Linked DNA regions of Mus musculus: region 1 is linked to region 2. The links are chromatin loops, found by intact Hi-C in ENCODE. Cell type or tissue: heart. All regions are shown on one strand. Each heading gives the region's core, and the rest is flanking DNA. Links, peaks and the distances in the headings are about the cores only.

Evidence for each region. Peaks named below come from ENCODE experiments on the same cell type or tissue, not always from the same donor. Only the 100,000 strongest peaks of a DNase experiment are listed, where the experiment ranks them.
Region 1: a loop joins it to region 2, with 2.2 times the contacts of the local background. A loop is called at or near these places in 4 of 42 quality-filtered maps.

Annotation. Positions count from the first base shown.
Region 1 is chr3:21,400,268-21,405,652 of GRCm38, forward strand. No RefSeq gene overlaps it. Among named protein-coding and RNA genes, the nearest start is that of Gm31610, 87 kb to the right of the region's middle. In heart, for the core only: no CTCF peak of the experiment used is centred there; no DNase peak of the experiment used is centred there; H3K27ac peaks cover 321 bases.
Region 2 is chr3:21,349,942-21,355,326 of GRCm38, forward strand. No RefSeq gene overlaps it. Among named protein-coding and RNA genes, the nearest start is that of Gm31610, 140 kb to the right of the region's middle. In heart, for the core only: no CTCF peak of the experiment used is centred there; no DNase peak of the experiment used is centred there.

The DNA of each region.
Region 1 (5,385 bases), core at 231-5,230, 50 kb after region 2:
CCTTACTGCTCTGGGTTTGTATCTTAGTCTCCTTTAGCTCCATGAAGCAGATAAGAACAATGCCCCTTTGCACCAAGAAGCTAGGATAGTGTGGGCATAATTTCTGAATGAAGAGATCATATGTACATACTAACATTTAAGTAGACAGCTACACTGCAGGAGTCAACAATTTTCAGGTGGAAGAAAATTTAAGTTATTTTCTTCTAAATTGCAATTGCAAATTAAATAATTTGAGTACAATTTAATCTGATTATAAAACTGATCTAGAGGGGGGTGGGGGGAAACCCGAAGCTGGATAGAAAACCAGAAGAAAGGGAAAGAGGTAGCAGAGAAGGGACAAAGCAGAAAACAGGAGTCCAGTTGATTTTCAAAAGGATGGAATTCTAGCTTCCATTTCTTAAGCTCCTTGTAGGTTTTATTTGTGTATTTGTCTGTGTTTTGCTATCATTGATGTTAGGGAAATATGAGAGAAAATCCAAGTAGATGTGTCCTTTTACCACTGCATCATCAACACAGTCAATACTGGAGAAGGGTGTGTTTGGGGGGTTTTCTTTTTCTTGAGCCACTCTCAGAAGCAGTATCTGTGAACAGATTGGATACAGAAGGTGTCTGTACATTCTTCTGCTGAGCCAGTCATGCCTGACCAGGAAAAGCTCAGCTTGATACCTGAAAGGTCTGCCTGCCGGGTACATTTAAAGTTAGGAGATATAAGGATCAATAGATCACTTACTTCAGCCCCAGACCTTCAGTCTTGTCATTGTACTTGCCCCTTAACAAACCTGAGGAGACAGTTACTGTATTGCTGTCTACAAAATCCTTTGGCCAAATAGGAACAAAGGTACAATTTGAGTCCAGTAGAGCTTTACCCCAGAACTGCTGCTTGTTTTCTCATAGGTTTGTGTGAGTGTGTTTGTGAGTATGGGTGGGGAGGATACATATTTGAAGGAGTGTGGGAGGGGAACGTGTATATATTTGCATATATGTTAAGGACAGGGTTCACCCTCAGAAGTGAACACTTATTCCTTGGGAGATGTTCATCTTATTTGGACAGAAACTAGAAACTCTCACTGTAACGTGGGCCTTACCAATTTGGCGGGCATGGCTTGTCAAGAAGAAGCAGAGACTCCCTTGTCTCTGCTACTCAGCACTGGGATTGCATGCACACATAGCATGCTGGCTTTTTATTCGGGAACTGACTGTATAAATTCGAACTGTCATGCTTGCCAGACAAATTCCTTATTGACTCAGCTCTCCCTTCAGCTGTGTAAACTACTTCCTTCACGTAGCTACTTGTTGCCACCTTGGACCTGGAGGGTTTCCAGTGAGCTCTGGCTTCTGAGGTCAGTTAATCTTAGGCCTAGTCCACTGATAGCACATGCAAAATAATCTTATGAAATACTAAGACAAGATTTTCCTATACAAGATACTCATAGGAATGGAATTACAACATTCCAGAAAGTCAACCAAGGAGCCTTAGACATCATACAATAGGAAAGAAAATACCTTCACAAAGATTCTCTTTCATGAACCTTTAGTCAGGGACCTCTGAAACTTCCTCTTAACAAGACTTCAATATCAGCTTATTACAAGGCAGATTATGAAGACCATTGATACATCTCTACCACCAACCCATTGTATGTTTAAATTCTCCTCTGCAGTGCTTACTGCCAAAAGCTTGCACCATCTGTGACAGCCTAGGGTCACTTCTGCTATCCCTCTCTTGAATCAGTTACATCAGAATACATGCTAACTAGAACTCTTCTTGTATCACCTTGTAACATATTTTCCACAAAATACCAGTGTTAGTCTTTCTAGAGAATGCCCTCTTTCTTTTTTTTTAACTTTTTTTTTTTTTTAGGTATTTTCCTCGTTTACATTTTCAATGCTATCCCAAAAGTCCCCCATACCCACCCCCCCCCCCAATCCCCTACCCACAACCACTCTGGAAATCAGTCTGGCGGTTCCTCAGAAAATTGGACATAGTACTACCAGAGGATCCCGCAATACCTCTCCTGGGCATATATCCAGAAGATGTCCCAACCGGTAAGAAGGACACATGCTCCATTATGTTCATAGAATGCCCTCTTTCTGAAGGATGGGGATTCACTGTTTGATATGCAGTCCGTATGGGGAACAGTGGCCCTGTTGACTGCCCTAAGTGAAGGCAGGGGCTTGACTTGTATACGAGCATGTTGCCAAACACAGAGGCTTCAGCTGTGGACACCACAGGGCCCTGAAAAGTGTTTCCTTTTGTTTGGTTTTTTGTTTTGTTTTGTTTTGTTTTGTTTTGTTTTGTTTTGTTTTGTTTTTGGTGGTGGTAGTGGTGGTGGTGGTGGTGGTGGTTTTTTCCAGACAGGGTTTCTCTGTATAGCCTTAGCTGTCCTGGAGCTCACTCTGTAGACCTGGCTGGCCTCAAAGTCAAAAATCTGCCTGCCTCTGCCTGCCAAGTGCTGGGATTAAAGGCGTGCGCCACCACTGCCTGGCTAAAGCATTTCCTTTTAATGTCAGTCTGTAGATATAATCAACTACCTTTTTTTTTTAGGTATTTATTTCATTTACATTTCCAATGCTATCCCAAAAGTCCCCCACACGCTCCCTCACCCACTTCCCCAACCACCCACTCCCACTTCTTGGCCCTGGTGTTCCCCTGTACTGGGGCATATAAAGTTTGCATGTCCAATGGGCCTCTCTTTCCAGTGATGGCCGACTAGACCATCTTCTGATACATATGCAGCTAGAGTCAAGAGCTCTGGGGTACTGGTTAGTTCATATTGTTGTTCCACCTATAGGGTTGCAGATCCCTTTAGCTCCTTGGGTAATTTCTCTAGCTCCTCCATTGGGGGCCCTGTGATCCATCCAATAGCTGACTGTGAGCATCCACTTCTGTGTTTGCTAGGCCCCAGCATAGTCTCACAAGAGACAGCTCTATCTGGCTCCTTTCAGCAAAATCTTGCTAGTGTATGCAATGGTGTCAGTGTTTGGAAGCTGATTATGGGATGGATCCCCGGATATGGCAGTCTCTAGATGATTCATCCTTTTGTCTCAGCTCCAAACTTTGTCTCTGTAACTCCTTCCATGGGTGCTAACTACCTTTAACAGCAGTCTGTGCTTCCCCTTGAAGAGATGATAATTCTCTCCTGCTGGCCTTCCTAAAAGCAGAATGACTTAGAGCTAGCTCACCTACATAATTTTCCAAAATCCCTTGTAGACCCTCAAAATTCACATCCATTTACCTCACAACCTTGTAAGCTATCCCCTCCCCCAACCTGCCCCCAGCCCATACCAGATGGTTGTCAGTGAGCTTGGTTTATTCATCTGCAGTCACTCAAGTCTGGCAAAGCCTGAGGTCTTCTCTATATTTCTGCCCTTGCTTCAAACCAAATATGGCGTTCTGTTTCCCCAACTAAGGCAATGTGCTCCTAAACTTGATCCTCTGCCAAAGCTCTAGGTGTCAATGTAGCCCTCAGCTTAGGACTCTAGTACTTGAAAGAATCCAGACCCCTCTGCTCCCCTGTATTTGCTGTGGTTACAGCCCTGGTGATACTATGGAAATGATTACAAATCTTTCCATGTCTTTCCTACTTTGATGACATAATATCTATTACATGCGGGTGCTGAGCCCAGGGCACACTCATCCCTACTCACACAATATCCCTAAAGTGTGCCTGTTGCAAAGTAGAGACAAGTATGAGAGAGTCCACTAGAAATCCTTGTGGTAATAAGGATATGTGCTTGTCTAGGCAGAGAAAGAGAAGTGGTTGTTTTGACATGCAAATATGTGGACTTTCTAATTTCTTGCAAGAGAAAATTGAGGCATTTAGATAATGGATTCAGCATATATTTACTAAATTTCATTGTGATGGTTTGCCTTCATTGTTTGTGGGATAGGCCTTAGAAACACACAGGAGAAACTTTTCTCAGAGTGTCTGTGAAAGTATTTCCAGAGTTTAAGTGAGGTGAAAACACCCACTCTGAACGTGAATGGCACAATCCCACAGGCTAGGGCTCTGGGCTGAAGGAAAGAAAGCTAGTGGTGTGACAGCAGTTGCCTCTGCCTGCTTTCTGGATGTAGATGCAATGTGACCACTCCCTCCCCCCTCTCCAAGCCACACTCTCTACACCCACCACGATGATATACTGAACCAGAGTAAATGTGAACTCTGAACCAACATACACGCTCACTTTCTCAAGTTGCTGTTGTTAGGCATTTTGTTCCAGCTACAAAAAAAGTTATTAACACATTCTTCTATCAAAATCCATTGTAGCAGGTACTATAAATGCTGAAATGTCCAGTGTGGGAATTAGGAAAACTGTATAGAGACAAGAAACATACTCACCTCTCTAAGGAAGTGCTATGTGTTGAGCATGCATTGCCAACACAGAATTGGGTGTTCAAACTGAAGTTCTTAAAAAAAAAAAAAAAAAAAAAAAAAAAAGACTTCATGATGAAGACATCTGCATTTTTCTGTTTCAACTTGCTTTTTCTTTCCTTTTCATTTCTTTTCCTTTACTCCAAAGAGAAGACAGGTCTTTGTCACTAAGAGAAGGCTGCTTTCATCAGTTTGTTCCTAGAGGTAGGTAGTGGTGCAGGAGCGAGGCTCGGAATGAGCTTTCCTTGGCAGCTGGGTAATCAAGATTGCCTTGTTAATACTCCAGAGTTCTCTGCACACACCTGAATTGTTTGCTATTTTGCATATATTTACATGCCAAATTAAGGAAGTTTTAACCCCTGTGTGTGGAGAAGGAACAAGTAATTAATACACTCCGTATAATTATATTCCAGCTAAAATTAAGAGGCTTTTATGAATATCATATGCAGAGTAGTTTAGTAAATCCTTTAACTTAATCAAGTCCCAGGTGAAAGGCGGTGCTGGTAAACACTGGGCAAGCCACTCTGTGGTGAGAAAAACTCTGATCTACAAGCTTGGCCAGATTCCTAAGGGAAAATTCTCCCACTAAGTGGGAGGGATAGGACCAAGCTGGAAAGTGATGAGCACATCAGACTCTCAGGAGCCAGTGTGCACAAATTCCAGAGCCACTGGCTTGCTTCATAGATTAAAATGTACCATACCTCACACCTTTCTAAACTTAAGAGCTTGTACTAAGAGAGAAACCTGATTATAGGCAAAGCTGCCATTAACACCTATAAAAAGTAAGGTCATGGTCTATGTAGCTAGTGGCTCCTGGCAGTGTTCTCTCTCAAGGCATGACTAAGATTGCCACTGAATTTGTTGATGTCAAAAGTACTAAAGGGCTCCACTCCTCCAAGGGTGTATGGGCTGGGTGAGGGATAGAGACAGATGCCCTGTGGGTAAGGAAAGCCAATACCTCACAATACTGGAATTATCTACAGTGTATCTGCCTGACCCAGAATTAGAGTCCCCA
Region 2 (5,385 bases), core at 256-5,255:
GCTAAGGCTCATGCAACAGAAACAGCTTATTCTAGAACATACTTTGTCTGGAGCAGAAAGTACCCAAAGCAAATGCTCCACCATGGCTTGCCTTGGAACCAGTCTAGCCTCAGAGCCAGGTATAACTGACTTGCTGAAAATCTCCAACCCAAAAAGACACAAAGCCACCTCAGACCTGAGATGCCTGAGAAGCTTACACGGCCACGTACCCCTAATGTTCAATCTGTGACCAAATGTTAAAAATCCAAGAACCCCACAGCCTAAAGCCTGTTCTTCCCCACCCCAGTTCGCAAGCCTTTGAATTTCTGAGCTGCATGATTTTTTCTTTGCCTCTAACTATCTAAAGATGTAGTAGGAATGACTGTTTTGTCCATTCTCTGGCAAGAGAGTTTATTAATCCTATTCTTATTCTACAGACAAAGAGTTCTCCTGGTGACTACAGAGGACCCAAAGAACCTCACTTTCTGTATTTGTAAAATGTAGAATACTTGTCTTTCAGAGCCAATATGAAAACTGGGAAAGCTGGGTAAGAAACATCATACATTTAACCTTTCAGCAACATTCCAATGGTTGCCGCCATTTTTATTGTTTGTTCTGTTGAGGTTTTTCACCAACACCTGCCCTTTGCACATGCTTTCTCAGACTCTCGGGTCCATATTTCCTTCCAAAGTTCTTCCTTTGAAGGAATATGTGATATGGAGAGTTATTGAATCTGTGCATCTGGGGTATGCAAATAACATCTCATGAGCTATTCTCACATTGTTCTAGCTCCTGTTACTGTCAATAAAACACCCTGACAAAAGTGACTTAAAAAAGAAAGAGGTTTATTTCAATTCACAGTTCCAGGTTTCAAACTATCATTGTAAGGATGTTATAGCGTGCCACTTGATGCAGCCAGTCACATCCATAGTCAAATGCAGAGCGAAATGAGTGTGCATATGCTCATCTGCTTGTTTGCACAAGCTAGATGTCGCCATCCTTATACAGGTGGCTAGAGTATAGTGTAGCCTGCATTGGGACTGCATCTTCCCAGGTAATTAACTTAATTAAGACCAGCCCTGACAGGCATGTCCCTGGGCTAACCCAATATAAATACCCTTTCATTGAAATGATCTCCAGGTAGCACAAAGTTACATGAAATTGACAATCAAGCTAATCATCATACATGTCTAATTCTTGATTCACTGAAAGGAGAAAATAATGTCTGGTTTTGCAGATATACACTGAGTGACACACTGAAGTAGCTGGACACAGATACATTTGAAGACCTGACTTGGCAGTCACTAAGGAAATATTTTTTTTTGTTTTCATCATGAAAAGTCTGAGGTGACAGGAGCTGGGGTTGAGAGAGGTTTGCTCCCTGCACTGCACAGCAATGCTTCTGTTATACTCTTTTTCTACCTCCTTTTCCTGAGTTTCCAAGTGCTAATCTAAAGGTCAAGCAAAGCTGCAATATCCTCTAAGAGTGACTAGGTGAAAGTGAGCCAAAAGATAGAAGGAACTGTCACTTTCTCCCCATCCTTTGTGGCCCCTGGTCTTGCTGCTTCTGAGAAGCACTGAGAGCATCTAGTCAACCTTTGAGAAATGTCACAACAATTGTATCCCACTTGTAAAACCATGCATTTTACAACTCCTAGTGTCCTTGATCACTTCCTACAAACATCTCTGTATGTCCTTTTACATATGCATGTATGTATGTATTTGATAACATTTTAAATTACTACCAAGAGTAAGATTTAAAAACAGGTTTTTTTCCTCTACCCATTCAGAATGAATGACACTAGCCTCTCTCCCAAGATCATGAGACTTAGACCTTAGCTCCTGTTAATCTGTCAGGCTACAGAAAACAGGTTTCATATGGCTCTAAATTCAGGTTCATTTCATGGCCCATCTGGTTCACCATTTACATGGCTCTCCTTTTAGAAGCTCAGAATTTCTGCTCTCCTGGACTTTGTGACATTTTCATTTCTTGGTGCTCCAGAAAAGATAAAGCCCACAAGCTGGATCTCTCCTCACTCCCTTACGCCACCCTGGCACAGCACTCAACAGCATCCACTTTGCTGCCCTACTTTAATCACAGAATGACAGTATTTCAACATAACAGAAGGGTTATATGCATGTTTTTACTGCATTTTTATGGGTAGCCATATATTTTCCTCCTTTCCTCCTCTGATACTGTAACAATCTTTCCTAAATTAAATATATAACAAATTGCTCACAGGACTTTATTCCCAGGCTCTGTTAAGTCATCATTAAATAACTTCATGCTGCCTGACAGTTATTTTTCCTCGGTGTGTGACCTTAGAGACTGGTACGGACAGAAGTTTACAATGGAAAGAAGAGAGTGGGGGTTGAGGTCACACTGGGCCAGGCAAAGTTGGCCCTCACAGAAAGGAACAGTAAAAAGCAAATATTCACATATCAGCAAGCCTGTTCACCCACAGACCTGTCCCCACTCGAGCTCCAGCTCCAGGTACAGTAAGGTTCTATGATAATATCTGATAGACTGTAAAAGTAAGTTAGGGGAGGAGAAGGATATGGGAGAAAAGCTGGATGAAAAAAAAATGAAAGAAGGAGGTAGAGCTTAGGATGACTTGATGGAGAAAGAACTGAGAGAAAGCTGCACCAGAGAGACAGATAGAGAGGGAGATAGAGGAAGAATGAGGAAGAGGGAGAAGGGGGAATTTGGTAAGGAGGGGAAAAGAGAAAGCTCCCTCGGTGAGTCTTGAATTCACATTGATTTATTCATTTATTCATCTATTCATTTATTGATCCAAGGCAAAGTCTGCATAATGATGCTGAGGAGGACAGTTTTCTGAGACCTGAGACCTGAGGCTGTTCTATTCCTTATACACAGGTTGCCATAACTAAGGATGAAGCAGATACAAAGAGCATCACATAAAACTGGAAAGAGCTTTAGGGGTGAACAATTCAGGGCTAAGCCACAGTGCAAAAGGTGCCAGTCATTTGGAGTTACTGAAGTACATTCCATAAAGAGAATGAACAAACCACAGCCAGAATATCCTGAAGGAAATATGAGCAAAAAAAAAAATATATATATATATATTCTTCATTTTTCCAATAGCTGTAACTATCTTAATCTATTGATCTTTGCATTTTTCTAAAAGATGTTAAGCAAAGTGGGACTACTGTGTCTGCTCTAAGGTCCAGCAATTTGCTTTCATAGAGTCTTTCCAGTGTTGAGCATGAAATCCCAAGGACTATAAATGCTGTATGCCTGTAACCCCTAATGTGCCATTTTAAAAATAAAATCCACATGCATCTGAGGAAATTGCTCACCTAGTAAAATGTGAGAACCTGGGATTAGGTTCCCAGAACCCATATGAAAAGTTAGTCACAGTGATACACGTTTATAATCCAAGCAACGACAAGATAGACTGACAGATATCTGGAGGATTGCTGGCTGCTTCCTTTAACCTATGTGAGAAGTTCTGTCTCAAACAAAGGGAAAGCTACCTGAGGGATGATACACAAAATTGTTTTTTGACGTGTACCACATAGACACACACACACTCTTAAACACACACATACATGCATACACATGAGTACATGCAAGCACACACAAACTACCTAGACTCTTGAGTTACATTTCACTCCATGAGAAATGGAGTGTTGTTTTGGCACTTTCCATTTTTCTGGTATCAATCCAGACATGTAGATGCTTATGAAATTAATTATAGAAAAGAAGAATATTTTGATCAATCTTTAGTGAATAACTTAGTCCAGCAAATATTTCTTGGCAGTCATGCATATCACTGCCCACAGGGTTATTTCCTGTATTAGACTTCCCAGCAGGATCTATATTATATGTTGTAAGTGACTTGGGTCTGCTCATAATGGAATGGATGAATTACCTGTAACACTTTGACACCACATTCATTCATTCAAATCCAAAACTATTTGAAATGTCAACAAAGCACATTGAATGGGAGAATACCAGACTATGTGGGCCAGCTAGAGCAGCCAATCTTCATTTTTACAGAAAACAACAACACAACAAGTCATGAGGGTTCTACTAAATTTTCACAACATCTCACTTCCTCTTGGAAAGTTTATATCACATATTGGACAAAAATTAGACTTTAGCTATTATGAATATTGTAGACAAAGATTCCAGTCCCTCTAAGTATTTGTTGCCACACTTCTCAAGGATAAGGGTCCCTTTGCACTTACCTGAATGTAGCTCATTAGCATACTTACCATGAATACTATCATACACCCTGCACCTAGAATAAACTTCTGGTTCATAATTTTTCAATCTGATTACATGAAATTCCTTGTTGCATTCAGTAAATATATGGTAACTTTTCTTCAGTATGCAGTATTACCTACACACATTAAACACAACACTTTTTACATTAGTCTGATTGATGGTAATAACTTTTTAAAAATATTATCAGTAGACTAATAAAATTCTCTATGAGAAAACTGAATTTGGGGCTAAATTTCTCTGGTTAACTTTTAAGACTGCTTCATTCCCTCAGAGACCATTCCAACTTGGATCTATCTCAGGGGGAAACTCCAGGGCCTGACACTGTTGCTAGTGCTATGGTGTGCTTACAGACAGGAGCAGAGAATGGCTGTCCTTAAGCAGCTGACTGAGACAGATGCAGATACTTACACCCAATGGACTGAAGTTGGAGATCATCCCTGTGGTTGAATTGGGAAAAGCTGGAAGAAGCTGAAGAGGAGAATGATCCCATAGGAAGACCAGGAGTCTCAACTAACTCGGACCCCCGAGCCACCAAACAGGCAGCATGTATTAGCTGGAAGAAGGCCCCTGGCACTTATACAGCAGAGGACTGCCTGGTCTGGACTCAATGAAAGAAGACATACCTAACCCTTGAGAGACTTGAAGCCCCAGAGAGTGGTGAGGCCTGGTAGGAGGAGGTTGTTGGAGGGTGGGAGGTGAGGGTTAAGGGGTGCTGGAGAGTAGGGTGGAGTGAGGTGGGGTAGGGGGTAGAGATATTGTCTTGGAGACAAGGGAGTGTAGGAATGGGATGTGGAAGTGTAGAAGGGCAGACAGGGAGCAGGTAATGACTGGAATGTAAAAAAATAAAAAATAAAAAATAAAAAGGACTGTTCCATGAACTGTTAAGAGATTACTGACATTTCTGCATTTGTCTTTTCAAAAAATGTTTTGTGTGTACTGATGCAAGGGGGTGTTAGCTGCACATGTGTGTATATGCACTTGTATTTGTATGTGTATGTGCATGTGAAGGTCAAGGACAGTCTCAGATGTCACCCTACCACTCTGGAAAGACAACTGGCACTCCTGCCTAAGTGCCCCCTGGAAAGCAATATCTCACATTGGGAACAAAGGTGGAATCAGTAGTTTTAGACCAACACGTGATGGGCAGGATA